Regions from separate parts of the Homo sapiens genome. Here all the other regions are linked to region 1. The links are chromatin contacts, found by Hi-C or POLR2A ChIA-PET in ENCODE. All regions are on one chromosome and are shown on one strand. The core of a region is the stretch at or near the end of the contact, and the rest is flanking DNA. Distances in the headings are between cores, read along the strand shown. Region 1 holds the start of NAPA (NSF attachment protein alpha). Region 2 holds the start of ALDH16A1 (aldehyde dehydrogenase 16 family member A1). Region 3 holds the start of CD37 (CD37 molecule). Region 4 holds the start of IRF2BP1 (interferon regulatory factor 2 binding protein 1). Region 5 holds the start of GYS1 (glycogen synthase 1).

Region 1 (2,838 bases), core at 148-2,647:
CATCCCTATTACTCGAGGATCACACAGCAGGAATTTGATCCCCCGTTTTGGTTCTCTCAGTCCCCCTGTCTCTCCCTGTTATCCCTCCATCTCCTTGGCCAAGCCACCACCACGCATTCCCCCACCCAGGAGTCTCCAGCCTCAACCCAGGCCTCCTCAGGCTTTTTTCTTTCTTTCTTTCTTTTTTTTTTTTTTTTTTTTTGAGACAGAGTCTCGCTCTGTCCCCCAGGCTGTAGTGCAGTGGCTCGATCTCGGCTCACTGCAACCTCTACCTCCGGGTTCAAGTGATTCTCCTGCCCCAGCCTCCCGAGTAGCTGGGATTACAGGTACCCGCCACCAGGCCCAGATAACTTTTGTATTTTTAGTAGAGACGGGGTTTCACCATGTTGTCCAGGCTGGTCTCGAACTCCCCGCCTCAGATAATCTGCCCACCTCGGCCTCCCAAAGTGCTGAGACCTCCACAGTCTTGACTCCATCATCCCGGGTTCCTCCGTTCAGCTGTCCTTAAACTAGTCACTGCTAACCAGGGCCGTACTCACCCCATGCACCCCCCACACTTCAGACGCGGCTCACCGCTCCTAGGATCATCTAGCCCTGAGCCCCTCTGCCTGGTGTCAGCCCCCTTCAGCCTTCACCCTCACCGCCCAGGGCCCACGCAAATCCACTGCTCCAGGGGTTGAAAAGGTCAGTCCCTCGGGCAGGCGTCCTCAGCCCCAGGCCCCATCACTGCCGCCTGAGAGCCTTCAAACAGACTCCCCTAGAGCTCCGAAAAGCCTCTGGACCTGGCTTCTCTCCCGGACTCCCTCCGTCCCCCCAGGCCGGTCCCCTCCAAGGCTTCAGGACGTACTCCCTCGGTCCAGGTTCTCCCCCGCCCGCTGGCCTGTCTTCGGCCTGGGTCCCCTTCCTCGCCTCAAGATAGTGTCGCCTCGGTCCGTGTGTCCTCAGCCCAAATCCCTTCCGCCATGTCAGACCGTCTCTCCTCAAACCGTGTTGCCCCGGCCCAGGCTCTTGGCCCTCAGCCTGCGTCCCCTCTGCCGCCTCAGGCCATGTCACCTTATTGCAGGTTCCTCTCCGTCCCCTCGGCCCGAGCTCTGCGTGCCCTAACCCGCCACCTCCGAGCGTGACTCCTTCGTCCTCTCAGCCTAGGTCCCGGCCGACCCCTCAGCCCGGTTCTCACCCAAAGAGGCCAGAGAAGAAGGACTGCGAGTTCTTCACTTTGCGCTCCGCCTCGGCCAACAGCGCCATCGCCTCCGCTTCCTTCCCGGAATTGTCCATGGCGGCCACAAAGGGACTCAGCAAAGCGCCTGACCCTGACCCTGGGAAGACTCAGCCGCGGCCGGGCCGCGGAACACAGATCGGTAAAACTCGCCCGGCTGCGTTGACGTCGCACCGGCGCGCGTCGCTTGCGGCCAGGAACCACGTGACTAGCGCTGGCCAACCAGCGGCCTCGTAACGCCGCGCCCGCTCCGCCGGACACGCCCCCACCAGCCGCCGCACGCCGCCCGTGACTCGTGACCCCCCAATCGGCGTCAAGAGACCTCAACGCATGCGCACATACCGGCGAACGGCGCTCCACTCTCTCCCCAGCGCTCTGTACCTCACCTCCCACGTGACCCTGTGGAAGGCAATGGCAGTACCCCCCGCCGAGGCCCCGCCCCACGGTGTTGCTGCTGGATCCTCCTCCACCAATCAGCAGGAGCCCTCGGCTCGCGCTGGGGCGGGGGGTCCCCCACTCGCCCTCCCCGCGGAACTCTGGCACAGTCAGCTGACCGCAGACACTCACGTGACAGCTCGGGGCCCACGCCCGGGTTTGACAGTTCTGCGCAGAACTTAGTCCCGCCCCCGCGGCTGGTCTCGCCGGTTTCTTCACTTGGAAAGGCGTTTGTGGGAAAAGGAAACCGTTCTGCTTTTTCTTGCTCCCTCTGTCGGCCAGTACTAGAACTGCTTTGGGGAGACCGGTGAAGAGAGACTGCAAACAAAAACTTAAGAGGTTCTCTAACTCTGGTTTCATAAAAAATAGCTGAAGAGGGCCGGGCACGGTGGCTTACGCCTGTAATCCCAGCACTTTGGGAGGCCGAGGCGGGCGGATCACTTGAGGTCATGAGTTTGAGACCAGCCCGGCCAACATGGCGAAACCCCGCTCTACTAAAATACAAATATTAACCGGGTGTGGTGGCACACTCCTGTAATCCCAGCTACTGAGGAGGCTGAGAGAGGAGAATCGCTTGAACCGGGGAGGTGGAGGTTGCAACGGGCCGAGATCGTGCCACTGCACTCCAGCCTGGGCGACAGAGTGAGACTTAGTCTCAGAAAAAAAAAAAAAATAGCTGAAGAGAGCGTGTTAAAAAAAAATTCAGATTCGAAGATGGGCGCGGTGTCTCGTGCCTATAATCCCAGCTACTCGGGAGGCGAGAGGATCGCTTGGGCCCAGGAGTTTGAGTCTAGTTCAAGTCCCGCCTTGGGCAACATAGCAAGACTCTGTCTCTAAAAAAAAAAGTTTAGGCTCAAACACACCTCCTGCTGTCCCAGAAAATTGAGTTGCTGGTTTCTGAGACAGGGTCTCACTCTTTGGGTTGTTGGTTTTGGAGACAGGGTCTCGGTCTGTCGCCCAGGCTGGAGTGCAGCAGCACAATCATAGCTCACCTCAGTATAACTTTGTAGTGCCAGAAAGGAAGGAAGTATTCCACACGTGTGCTCACACACAAAATTAGGGGGTATGCCAAAGGAGCCAACTGAAAGAACTCCCAATGGCCAAAGCTGGAACAATTTGAGCATCAAAATAAAGTAGTATTGGATTATAATCCCAAACATAAAGTATCCATGAGCCTATGGTCATAT
Region 2 (2,838 bases), core at 1-2,500, 1.9 Mb after region 1:
TCCTGTATCTATGAAAGCCACACTTCCGGCTGGGCGCTGTGGCTCCTACCGGTAGTCCCAGCACTTTGGAAGGCCAGGGCAAGAGGATCGCTTGAGGCCAGGAGTTCGAAACCAGCTTGGGCAATACAATGAGATAACGTCCCACACCCCATCTCTTAAAAAAAAAAAAAAAGCGCCAGACTTCCACTCTTTCCACAACCAAAACTGGCCCCCTTACTTTGCAGTGAAGGTTGCATTTTCCAAACCTTAATCTCAATGTCCATCCTAAAAGGTACCCTTTTTATCTTTGAATTATCACTTCCTGCCAGCTCTAGATCCTAATACGTCCAGATCTAGACCCGCCAGGTCTAGATCTAGATCTAGACCTCTAGTCAATATAATTAGAAAAGCTGCACTTTGAGGCTGGGAGGCCGAGGTAGGAGGATCGCTTGAGCCCAGGAGTTCGAGACCAGCCTGAGCAACATAGCAAGATCCTGTCTCTACCAAAAAAAAAAAAAAAAAAAAAATTAGCCAGGCTTGATGGCACCTGCCTGTAGTCCCAGCTACTGTGCAGGCTGACGCAGGAGTAATGTTTAAACCTGAAAAGTCGAGGCGACAGTAAGCCGTGATCGGACCACTGCACTCCAGCCCTGGGCGACAGAGGGAGACCCTGTCTCAAGAAAATAAAAGGTAAAACAAAACCTGCACTTCCTGCTACTATAAAACAAGGCACTGGGAAGACGCATCAATAGGACGACCCTTTTTTTTTATTACTATTTTTTTTTTAGACACAGTCTCCCTTTGCCACCCAGGCTGGAGTGCAGTGGCGCGATCTCGGCTCACTGAAACGTACACCTTCTGGGTTCAAGTGATTCTCCCGCCTCAGCCTCTTGAGTAGCTGAGATTACAGGCGCGCACCACCACAGCTCGGCTAATGCTTGTATTTTTAGTAGAGACGGGGTTTCACCAAATTGGTCAGGCTGGTCTCGAACTCCCGACCTTAGGTGATCCGCCCGCCTCGGCCTCCCGAAGTGCTGGGATTACAGCCAAGAGCCATCGTGCCCGGCCACGCCGATCCTCATAAATCCGGAGCCCTCCTAACTATTCGCAAAGTACCCACATCGCCGTCTCCCCTTCCTCCCCGTTTTAAGCAGTGCGCATGCTCCTAAATACGCTTCCCCGTGGGGGACGTAGGCGGGGCCATCGGGTCCTAAGGAAAAAGTGTGGGCGTGGCTGCTCTCTGTATCTTGTAGCCCCACCCCATTCCCATTAGCCCCGCCCCTTTGGGCTGGAACCGGAGGTGTCGCTCTTCGGACCTCAAGGTTCCCCTTAACACAGAGCGCCCCGCAGTCTTCGCGGAAAGCGTTCGGGGTAGGCGATGGCTGCGACGCGTGCAGGGCCCCGCGCCCGCGAGATCTTCACCTCGCTGGAGTACGGACCGGTGCCGGAGAGCCACGCATGCGCACTGGTGAGAGTCTGCCCGGCCGGCGCTGCTCGCTGCGTTCCCCAGGCCTGGGCGCCCGGTTTTTCGCGGGGAGTCCCGTCATCCACTGCGGTAGCTCAGCCGCTCCGCCTCTCTTAGTCCCCGTGATTCCCGCCGCCCAATAGGATCGCGCCCTGTAGGACGCTCCCTTGAGCCTTGGCGGTGGCAGCCTTTTAGTCTGTTCCGGTCTTCCCCACTGGTTCTCTTGCCCCTTGATCCTGAACTCCTCGTAGTGTTTCCGCGGTTTTCCTGAACTCCTCTAGACGCTCTCGTGATTCCTCAGGGTCCCCTCAGAACCTGACGCCACCCACCAGACCCCTTAGGATTCCTGTGAGGCTCCAGTGACCCACAACCCCCATTGTCTTTCCACGACTCTTCAAAACATCCTATGGCTTCCATGGGCCTCCAGAGCACCCCAGACCTCCTGAGGGACTCCCTTCATCCCTTTGATTACCCAGAGACCTTCAGAACTTCCATGGAGCCCCCGTGATCCCATAGGACCCCTCAATACTCGTGGGGTTCATGTGACCTCATCGGAACTCTCAGGAGCCTAGAATACATCAGGACTTCCGGTTTGGGTTGGGTTTTTTTTTTGTTTTTTTTTTTGAGCCAGGGTCTCACTCTGTCGCCCAAACTGAAGTGCACTGGCGCTATCACACCACTGCAGCCTCAACCTCCTGGGCTCAAGCCATCCTCTCACCTCAGCCCCCCAAGTAACTGGGACCAGAGACGCGCGCCACCACTCTCAGCTAATATTTGTACTTTTTCTAGAGACAAGGTTTCAGCATGTTGGCCAGGCTGGTCTCGAACTCCTGGCCTCAAGTGATCCACCCACCTCGACTTCCCAAAGTGCTGGGATTACAGGCGTGAGCTACTGCACCCAGCCACATCAGGACTTCCTGTAATTACTTATGGCCCCTCACAATACCCTCACGGGGCTCCTATGATCTCTCTAGCTCTCAGAATGTCCCATAGGGTTCCCATGATTGTTCAGGAACCCCTGAAGTCCTCGTGAGGGTCCCATGATCCCCTGGGGGTCCTCAGAACCTCCCTAGGACTCCCATGACCCCTCAGAGGCCCCCAGAACCCTCGTGGGGTTCCTGCAAATGAGTAGGGCACCTCAAACTTTCTGTCGTTTCCCCAGGCACTCTCAGAATTCCTTCACGGGGCTCTCATGATCCCCCAGGGTCCCCCAGCACCCAGGCGAAAGGAGCTTAGGCTTCTTTGAGGGGGAGGGCAGGAGGCCAGAGCAATGATCCAAGTGGAAGGAACTGGATCAGAACCCTGGCACAGCCTAGAACTTGGGGAGGCCAAGACGGGCAGATCGCCTGAGCTCAGGAATTCGAGACCAGCCTGGGCAACATAGTGAAACCTCG
Region 3 (2,838 bases), core at 1-2,500, 1.8 Mb after region 1:
AGGCACAAAAACAAGTGGGGAAGGGGGAGACAGAGAAAAGAAGACAGGCTGGGCACAGTGGCTCACGCCCATAATCCCAGCACTTTAGGAGGCCAAGGCAGGAGGATCACTTGAGCCCAGAAATTTGAGACCAGCCTAGGCAACACAGTGAGACTCCCATCTCTACAAAAAATGAAGAAAATTAGCCAGGCATGGTGGTGTGCACCTGTAGTCCCAGCTACTTGGGAGGCTGAGGTGCAAGGATTGCTCGAGCCTGGGAAGGTTGGGGCTGCAGTGAGCTATGATCGCACTACTGCATTCCAGCCTGGGCGACCCTGTCTCAAAAACAAAAACAAAAGAGAGATGAAGAGAGAAAGGAGGAAGGACCCAAAGAAGGGGCCAGAAGCAGAGAGAGGCCAGGCACAGTGGCTCACGCCTGTAATCCCAACACTTTGGGAGGCCAAGGCAGGAGGGTCGCTTGAGTCCAGGAGTTCCAGACCAGCCTGGGCAACCTAGTGAGACCCTATCTCTGTTTTTTTTTAATTAAATATAAAAAATACAACACTCCCACTCCATAGCAAGACCCCATTTCTACAAAAAATACAAAAATTAGCCAGGCATGGTAGTGTGCACCTGTAATCCCAGCTACTCAGAAGGCAGAGGTGGGAGGATAGCTTGAGCCCAGGCTACAGTGAGCTGTTTTCCCCACCGTACTCCAGCCTGGGTGAAAAGTGAGACCCTGTCTCAAAAAGAAACAAATATATAAATAAAATAAAGAAACACAGAGAGAGGGAGGATAGAGACCCCAGGAGGCAGGAGGACAGAGACCCAGAGGAGGGAGAGACTCTGCTGAGATAAGGGGACAGAGATGGGGAGTAGCAGGAAGGTGGGGACAAAGACCCAGAGAGGAGGAACAAGAGACCCAGGGCAGGAAATGGGAGACACAGCTGGATGCAGAGATGGGAGAGCTTAGCAGGCCATGAGGTCAGAGTGTCTGTGAGGTCAGCTGCTGTCCAGGGTCAGCCCTGAGGTCCCCATGCCCAGAGGTGGGTTCCAGTAGATCAGGGGTCCCTTTAGATCCCCCAGCGCCTGAGACATGGAGACCTGGGAGGGACTGCCCCATGAGTCCTTGGTGCCCACAAATTCCAAGGCCCCTCAGGTACCAGAGCATGTGTCCCAGTGGAGCAGGTGAGGGAGACAGGGACAGAGAGAGAGACAGAAAGCCACCTTACATGAAGCGGGAGTGGGTGGAGCCCCACCCCTGGAACTTCCTCTTTTGGGGTTCTTCCTTTCTCTCTCAGCTCTCCGTCTCTCTTTCTCTCTCAGCCTCTTTCTTTCTCCCTGTCTCCCCCACTGTCAGCACCTCTTCTGTGTGGTGAGTGGACCGCTTACCCCACTAGGTGAAGATGTCAGCCCAGGAGAGCTGCCTCAGCCTCATCAAGTACTTCCTCTTCGTTTTCAACCTCTTCTTCTTCGTGAGTTGCCTCATGGCTACCCAGCCGGGGCCCAGCCCCTGCCGCTAACCCAGCCCTCATCTTCCCCTGTGGCCCACCCCCGTATCCGCATCTCCTCTCCCCAGGTCCTCGGCAGCCTGATCTTCTGCTTCGGCATCTGGATCCTCATTGACAAGACCAGCTTCGTGTCCTTTGTGGGTGAGGGGGGCTGGGGCAGGTGGGAGGGCCTCCCCCAACCCAAGCAACTTCCTGGGGTCTCCCTTGTCTCAGGGAGACCTACGGTGCCCTACTCTGCAGGCAGGCTACAGGCTCCCATCCACTGCTCACCGGAGGCTTCTTGGAGCCTGAGTCTTCTTCCGGCAAATGGGGTTGTGCATACAAACAACAATGATCATGAGAGCCATTTCTCAAGCACTTCCTATCTGTCGGGACTTGTGGCTGGTCAGATGCCCCCACAAACCTTCCCCTCGCTTGAGGTTCAGAGAGGGGAAGCCCCTTGATGGATGTCATACAGCAAGGACGTAAAAGAGCCAAAATAACATTAATAATAGGAAAATAATAATGAAGTATGACCCTAAATAATAATGAAATATAACCCTAAACGCTCATATTTAAGAAGTCTTTGCCCTGTGTTGAGGACTGGGTTGAACACATGTCCTCATGTGTCTCTCAAAATGACCCTAGGGGCCGGGCGCGGTGGCTCACACCTGTAATTCCAGCACTTTGGGAAGCCGAGGCAGGTGGATCACTTGAGGTCAGGAGTTCGAGAATAGCCTGGCCAACATGGTGAAACCCTGTCTCTACTCAAAAATACAAAACGTTAGCCAGGCATGGTGGCACATGCCTGTAGTCGCAGCTACTAGGGAGGCTGAGGCAGGAGAATCACTTGAACCTGGGAGGCAGAGGTTGCAGTGAGCCGAGATCACATCACTGCACTCCAGCCTGGGGGACAGAGCGAGGCTCCAACTCAAAAAAAAACCCTAAGAAATAGATATCATCTCCTATGCCTCAGGGAGGTTTAAGGAGCCAAGCCAATGTCACAGAACAAGTGATAGGGCTGAAACTACTGGGGACGAGGAGGAGCTGAAGGAGGAAGGAGAGGGTAAGAGGAAGAGAGACAGAGATCCAGGGACGGGAAACAGGCCCAGAAAGAAGAGAAAGTTTCAGAAGGAAACAGGGACTCAGGGTGGGGCAGGGACAGAGTCCCAGAGAGAGGGGCACCAAGATACTGCTCCCCACTTGGGTGGCTGCCTAGGTGGGAAATGGGGCTGCCTGGAGCTGTGCCACACAGCTCATCATCACTCCCCTCACCTCTCCCAGGCTTGGCCTTCGTGCCTCTGCAGATCTGGTCCAAAGTCCTGGCCATCTCAGGAATCTTCACCATGGGCATCGCCCTCCTGGGTTG
Region 4 (2,838 bases), core at 248-2,747, 1.6 Mb before region 1:
CGTGGGCGCCAGGTTCCGGGATGGGGCTCGCGGGGGTGGGCCACAGAGAGCCGCAGGGGCCGGCTCTGGGTACTGCTGGGGCAGGGCCTCCGCGGGAGCTGGCTCGCGGAAGCTGCGGACGCCGTCGGTAAGCAGCTCGCCCAGCTGCCGCCATTCTCCTGATCCATGCCGGCGTTCATATTCGAGGTACTTGAAGCCCGAAGAAGCCAGTGCCTTGCCCGGCTCCCGCAGAGCATCGTGGAACATCTGGCGAGCCACTGCCAGGACGCCGGCGTACACATTGCCGGAACCACAGGGGTATTCGGTGAAGAGCTTCAGCTCGAACTCGTATCCTGGAGGACGGGCAGTAGCATCGAAGGCGAACACTCGCCCCACCAGCCCGTGATCCTTCTTGAAGCGCACATTGAACGGGGCGCAGGCGGACAGCGCCAGTAGCTGTTCCCGCACTGCTTTGGGGCGCCCGTGCCATTCCTCTGCCCGGCCTCGCATGGCCTCGTTCAGTTCTGCCAGACAGTCCGCATTCCTCTGCTGCTTCTCTTTCTCGAAATCGGAGCCGAAGAGGGGACGGGCAGGACTCAAGCCGGGTGCCAGCGTCAGGCCTCGGCTTCCCAGGCCAGACACTGCAGCTGCCAGCAGCCCAGGGGGCATCAAGCCAGGCATGGAGCCAAGCAAGGCCCTTCGCGCCCCCTCAGCCACGGCCTCCTCACGGCCCAGCCCATTGGCCAGGCGGGACCCCAGAGTGTACTCCAGGGCGGGCGAGGGCAGGGGGAGGCGGCCTGATGATGTGGCCCTGTCATAGCGGTCCTGGCCCGACACGCCGCCGCCGGTCCCTGACGGCTGGGGCTGGGCCTGCGGGGGCGGCAGCTGGGGCCCCTGTGCGGCTGCCGCCGCCAGGTCCTTGGTGGCCGGGTGCTTAAGGGCCGGGGGCCCGGGCGAGCGGCCCTCGGGGAGCACGTGGCTGCGCTTGAGCTGGCGGGCGGCATCGATGAGCAGTTCGATGCGGTCCGCGCCCTCGAAGTTCACGCAGCCGCGACACACGGCCTCGCTGAAGTCCCACACCATGGCCCACGGCATCTTGGGCAGGTCGCACAGGTAGCACCACTGGCGGCGGGACGCCTGCACAGACGCCATGGCCCCAGTCCGCGCGCCGCCCAGCTCCCGCGTTCCACCGGCCGCCGACGTGCGATCCGCGCCGCCAACGTTCGATCCGCGTCCCGGGGACAGCGCGAGCCACGGTCCGGCCTCCGGCTCGGCCTCCCCGCCGGATCCAGGCCCGGCCCCCCTTCCCCGCCCCCTGGGCCCTAAGCCTTTCTGCTCACTCCCGCCTCCCTCGCGAAGGCAGGCTGAGGCACGTCGGCGCCCCCGCCCGGTCCGGGCTCCGAGCCGAGGCGCACAGCTCGGGCCCCACGATGGGCCGCGAGCGCCGCCGCCTCGGGCTCCCGCCGCTCTCGCCGCCGCCGCTGCAACGGCCGCCGCCGCCTCCACCTCCTTCTTCTGCCCCAGAGGCCGCTTCGCAGGGAAAGTTACATAACACGCCTGCAAAGCCTTCTGGGAAACGTAGTCCCGCCGGGGCCGGCTCTTAAAGGGAACGGCGGGCAGACGCGGGCTGGGGGGGTTGTCGCCTCTGCCGGCGCAAACCTTACAACCTTCTCCGTGGGGCCGGAGTTCAGCGCGCCGCAAGATGCTGGGACACAAAGGTGGTAGGCGAGGATGCAATACAAATGATCAGAGCTACTCCGGATTCAGAAATTGTGGGGGTGGGTGGACAGGCTTCCGGGCTTCCAACTTCTGCTCGGATTTGCTGTGCAGCTTTAGGCAAAATGTCTTGCCCTCTCTGAACCTCAGTTTCCCCGCCCAGCAAAGGTGGGCCAATGACGGATTAGGAAAGTAGCAGCTTCTGGGGCGGGGCGGAGAAGCCCTGATTGGCTTCAGAGCAGGGACGGGAAGCTGGCAACTAGGTGGGGGTGGGGGTGGCCACCTGGCACTTCGTCCTCCCCCCGGAATCCTAGATATATGCTTCTGGGGCCCGCCACAGCCAGAGAAGGGAGAGGACTAAGGGCTTCCGAGCCAGAGCCTTGTCTCAGTTGTTTCTCTGCTAAAAGAGTGGGGCGACTGGCCGCCCTCTAACCCTGTCCCAGCTCTGCCCGCGCGCTCTGGTCTCTAAAGGGTTACACCATCGGGGGCTCGGCGTCCCCCACCCGCTTCACTACAATTCCCAAAATGCACTGCGGGTCGGACATAGTGACGCACTTCCGCCCTCTGGGAGGTTTGGGGAGGCCTTCCAGATTCACGCTACTTTCCCGGCTACCCCCCGCCCCCCCACTTTTCTGGGGGCTCTTTACGTGCATTCGGAGCGTGGCGTTTGGGGGACCCTTATCTTCTGTTGCTCCCCAGTTTGAGGGAAGAGTAAGGGGTTAAGAAGTGACGGGCAAGAGGAGGGAGTTGCTGGGGAAGGGCAAACACCAGACCAACCTTTCCCCAACCTTGAGCGCTCACTACCTGGAAGGCCCAATCAGGCTGTGAGGACCCTTCTTCTTTCCCAGGCATTGGGAACTGGACGAGGCTGTCTTTGGGGAAGGGCGGAGGCGGGTCTCCAGGTTCCAACCCACAACAGCCCCTTTCTCTAGGCCTGGGTCCGTGTTAGGTGCTCAAAAATATTTGAATGACGTACCAGTTGGCCCTGGTTTTGTCTAGTGAGGGGCTGCTTGTCCCTTCTCCTCCCGTCCCACTGGAACCGCAGCAGCTCTGATTCTGTTACCCAGACCTCACAATTTTAAAATGGTTTCACAATTTTGTCTACTACCTGTATTTGAACACTTTTCTCCCTTAAAAAAAAGA
Region 5 (2,838 bases), core at 248-2,747, 1.5 Mb after region 1:
GGCTCTAAGGATGGCAGAGCTGAGGACTGACTACCCGGACTCAGGTTCCCGAGTTCCCAGCTCACAGGAGCTGGGTTTAAATCGCAGCCAGGCTCCAAAACCCAGTGAGGGAGACCCCCTCATGGCCAATCCAGCTTCTCACCATTGCCCAAGAGAAGCCTGCATGGTCATTCCCTGCCCCCAGGGACCTTGCTGACCTGCCTCCCAATTTCCTCTCCCTGACTAGGGACACCAGCATGCAGGGCTCTGCCTCTCCCATGACCCTATCCCAGACCCAGGAGCCCCAGCCCCCAGCCTCCTCCCATCCTGGAGCCCAGGCCCTGGCGATACCCGGCTGGGTGTTCACGGGCCCCCTCTCCTCCTGGGAGACACAGTCCCTTTCTCCTCCAAGACCCAGCAAAGCAACCCCCCAGACCCTGCTCTTTGAGGTGTGAGATTGGCTTGTTCCTGGGGATTTCAGCCCCAGCCTTCTCCAAGGCCAGAACCTCAGCTTTCTGAAGCCCAAGACACAGAAATGCAGGCTCCTAGCCCCTCCCATCCTAGGGCCCAGCCTCTGACTAACTTAGGACTTCCCAGCCTTCCCCTATTCCAGTACGCATGTGTCCCAGGCCATGGGCTCCTCTACTCCTAGGAACTAATAGCTCAGGCCCTCAGCTCCTTCAAAGCCCAGGCATTCATTACAGTCTCCAGCCCGTCCCATCTTTATTCTTAAGCAGCCAGATCCTCAGGTCCTCCCACCGCCGCTCAGGCCTCCTATCTCCCAGTCAGCTCTCTCTCAAATCTGGAGTTTTATCCCCTAGACCATGCTGTTAGGGTCATAGGTCTGAAACCCCGGCAGCTTCCCAGGTTTGCACGCAGAAATCCCATCCCCCCATCCCCTTCCCTGTTCAGGACCCAGGTATCTAGTCTCTCGGAAGCCTGCCTCCAGGACCTAGGAGTCTCATTTTAGCGCCCTCTTCCCTAGGACCCAGAACCCGGGCTTCCAGCCTCCTTTCATCTTAAGTCAAACGAACCATCCCTCTCCCACCCACCTCCGGCTTCCCAGCCCCTCCTCAAGGACACAGCCTCCTTGCCCAGGTCACAAGGGTTCCCCTAGTAGCCCCGTCCTCCTACAACTCAGAGTTCCGGGCCCCCATCCACTACTGTCCTTCTCGTCAAGGGCCCCGACGCCTGGCGTGCTCACCCTTGTTAGCCACCTCCCAGGCCACTTCGAAGAGCACTGCGTTCTCCAGGTCGAATTCATCCTCCCAGTCCTCCAGTCCTGGCAGTGAGGACATGGACAAAGTGCGGTTTAAAGGCATGGCTGGCGCAGGAAGGGGGGCTCCGGGGATCTCCAGGTAGGGACCCCGGAGGTGTCTAGGGAATGCACCAGGTAGGGTGCGGGGCCGAGTAGCTGGTGCCCGACGGGAAGCTTGCAAGACGCTCGGCTTCCTATTGCAAGACCGCACCCCTGCCCCGAAGCGTTGGGACCTAGGCAGAAGGAGGCCGCAGCGTCACTGAGCCCACTGGCGCCCCTGCAGTGAAACCTCGCAGCCGCCAGGAGGCGGTGGCCGCCCCCCCCAGCCAGCGCCATTGGCCCACGCCCGGGGGCGGGGATTTCCGCGTGTCCTCATTGGTGGAACGGGTTGGAGTCGCTGTGTCCCGGCCCCGCCTCGGCCGTGAGACCTCCAGGGGGCGGAGCTTGCCGCTGCGCTTTACGGAAACGAGTGGCCTTCAGCTCTGTCAATCTGGAGCTGGAGGCCTCAAAGTGGGGAGGAGGAGGAGGGTGGGATAAAGAGGAAAGGAGCGTGGAGGACGTGTGGTTACTCAAAGAACAGCTAAGAATTTTGCAATCGGCCTGAGCGGGGCGGTGGTGGGGCTGAGCAAAAGGAGGAGGAGCCAGGAGACATTGGGAATGGACCCAGGAGTTCCGGACGCCCGTCTTCCAGCGCAGCCTCGGTGGGAGGGCGGGGCATAAAGTCCCGCCACGCCCCCACAATATTTACATATTTATGAGGAACCATCGAGATCTTTGAAGAACCAGCTAGCCTAGAGGAGCCAGAACATCTCGCTCCTCGCGCGTTTCCGTTTCCGCTAGGACTCTGGCAGTTGGTGAGCATCATGGCAACCGTTGTAAGTGTGGGTGCATGGAGGGTGAGGAGCGAGCTAGCAGTCTCGAGTTTGAGAGAGGAGGATGCTGGAGGCCCTGACTCCTGGGTCTGAGGGAGGGGGGATCTGGGGGTTCAGACTCCTGGGTCTGAAAGAGGAGGAAGCTCGGCCACCCAGATCTGGGGGAGAAGGGGACATGGGGGCTGGACTTCTGGATCTGAGGCGGGGAGGGGGCTGGGATCCCAGAATCTCGGGTCTGGCCCCATCATGCTATAGGAACTCCAACTTTCAAAATCATCTTGGCGCAACGGCCGGTTCCGCAGTCCTTGGCGCCAGTGTGTGATGAGGAGGGTTGTAGGACCTTGCGCTTCGAGCCATTTGGGAGCCTTGGATTGTTAGTGGTGCCAATGGCACTTGAGTTCCAAGCTGGAAGCACAGGCAGGTACCTGTTCAGTGTGTCTGAGAGCGCGAGGGCGCCTAGTGAGCCTTTAGTGGGAAGAAATTGTCGAGGAACAAGAGAGTCTTAGTGGAGAGGACTGAAGGATTAGGGACCCAGAAATCGGGATCTTGTCATGCTACCGTTTTGGCCATTTTCATATTTCCAGTATTTCACACGGGCTACGTCTCAGTGTAAATGCTCAATAAATTATCACTTGAATATTTGAATGAATGAATACATGTGAATGAAGGAGAGGCCAGGAAACTTGGCCTGGCACCTGCTCAATTACCTGAATAAAGAAGCGATTTTGG

The links. A loop is a pair of places that touch in the nucleus more often than their neighbours do. ChIA-PET counts read pairs that join two places held with the same protein, here RNA polymerase II (POLR2A). Pooled maps may share reads with other maps.
Region 2: a loop to region 1 is called in a pooled map, with 11 times the contacts of the local background. The contact joins the promoter of ALDH16A1 here to the promoter of NAPA in region 1. A Hi-C loop is called at or near these places in 1 of 37 single-sample maps with no recorded cell type and 2 of 50 pooled maps. POLR2A ChIA-PET finds 5 or more read pairs at or near these places in 1 of 52 experiments (GM12878).
Region 3: a map with no recorded cell type shows a loop between it and region 1 (12-fold over the local background). The contact joins the promoter of CD37 here to the promoter of NAPA in region 1. A Hi-C loop is called at or near these places in 2 of 37 single-sample maps with no recorded cell type and 3 of 50 pooled maps.
Region 4: a pooled map shows a loop between it and region 1 (9-fold over the local background). The contact joins the promoter of IRF2BP1 here to the promoter of NAPA in region 1. A Hi-C loop is called at or near these places in 1 of 37 single-sample maps with no recorded cell type and 7 of 50 pooled maps. POLR2A ChIA-PET finds 5 or more read pairs at or near these places in 1 of 52 experiments (CD4-positive, alpha-beta T cell).
Region 5: a pooled map shows a loop between it and region 1 (13-fold over the local background). The contact joins the promoter of GYS1 here to the promoter of NAPA in region 1. A Hi-C loop is called at or near these places in 5 of 50 pooled maps. POLR2A ChIA-PET finds 5 or more read pairs at or near these places in 2 of 52 experiments (HEK293T and RWPE1).

What each region holds. Positions count from the first base shown.
Region 1 is chr19:47,513,666-47,516,503 of GRCh38, forward strand. It overlaps NAPA (NSF attachment protein alpha), which reads right to left and starts at 1,398. Exons shown (of 11, transcript NM_003827.4): 1 at 1,178-1,398. The coding sequence starts at 1,275. RefSeq lists a silencer at 1,347-1,686 and an enhancer at 1,777-2,046.
Region 2 is chr19:49,451,975-49,454,812 of GRCh38, forward strand. It overlaps ALDH16A1 (aldehyde dehydrogenase 16 family member A1), which reads left to right and starts at 1,251. Exons shown (of 17, transcript NM_153329.4): 1 at 1,251-1,447. The coding sequence starts at 1,358. RefSeq lists enhancers at 1-146, 1-50, 61-110, 1,844-2,803.
Region 3 is chr19:49,334,156-49,336,993 of GRCh38, forward strand. CD37 (CD37 molecule) reads left to right here and starts at 1,251. Exons shown (of 8, transcript NM_001774.3): 1 at 1,251-1,454; 2 at 1,559-1,631; 3 at 2,754-2,838. The coding sequence starts at 1,386. It also overlaps a transcript of SLC6A16 not described here. RefSeq lists enhancers at 802-871, 1,362-1,481.
Region 4 is chr19:45,884,644-45,887,481 of GRCh38, forward strand. It overlaps IRF2BP1 (interferon regulatory factor 2 binding protein 1), which reads right to left and starts at 1,498. Exons shown (of 1, transcript NM_015649.3): 1 at 1-1,498. The coding sequence starts at 1,131. RefSeq lists silencers at 753-992, 1,033-1,512 and enhancers at 1,673-1,822, 1,973-2,212, 2,273-2,322.
Region 5 is chr19:48,991,812-48,994,649 of GRCh38, forward strand. It overlaps GYS1 (glycogen synthase 1), which reads right to left and starts at 1,498. Exons shown (of 16, transcript NM_002103.5): 1 at 1,184-1,498. The coding sequence starts at 1,301. RUVBL2 (RuvB like AAA ATPase 2) reads left to right here and starts at 2,076. Exons shown (of 15, transcript NM_006666.3): 1 at 2,076-2,112. The coding sequence starts at 2,101. RefSeq lists enhancers at 1,055-1,194, 1,885-1,974 and a silencer at 1,405-1,764.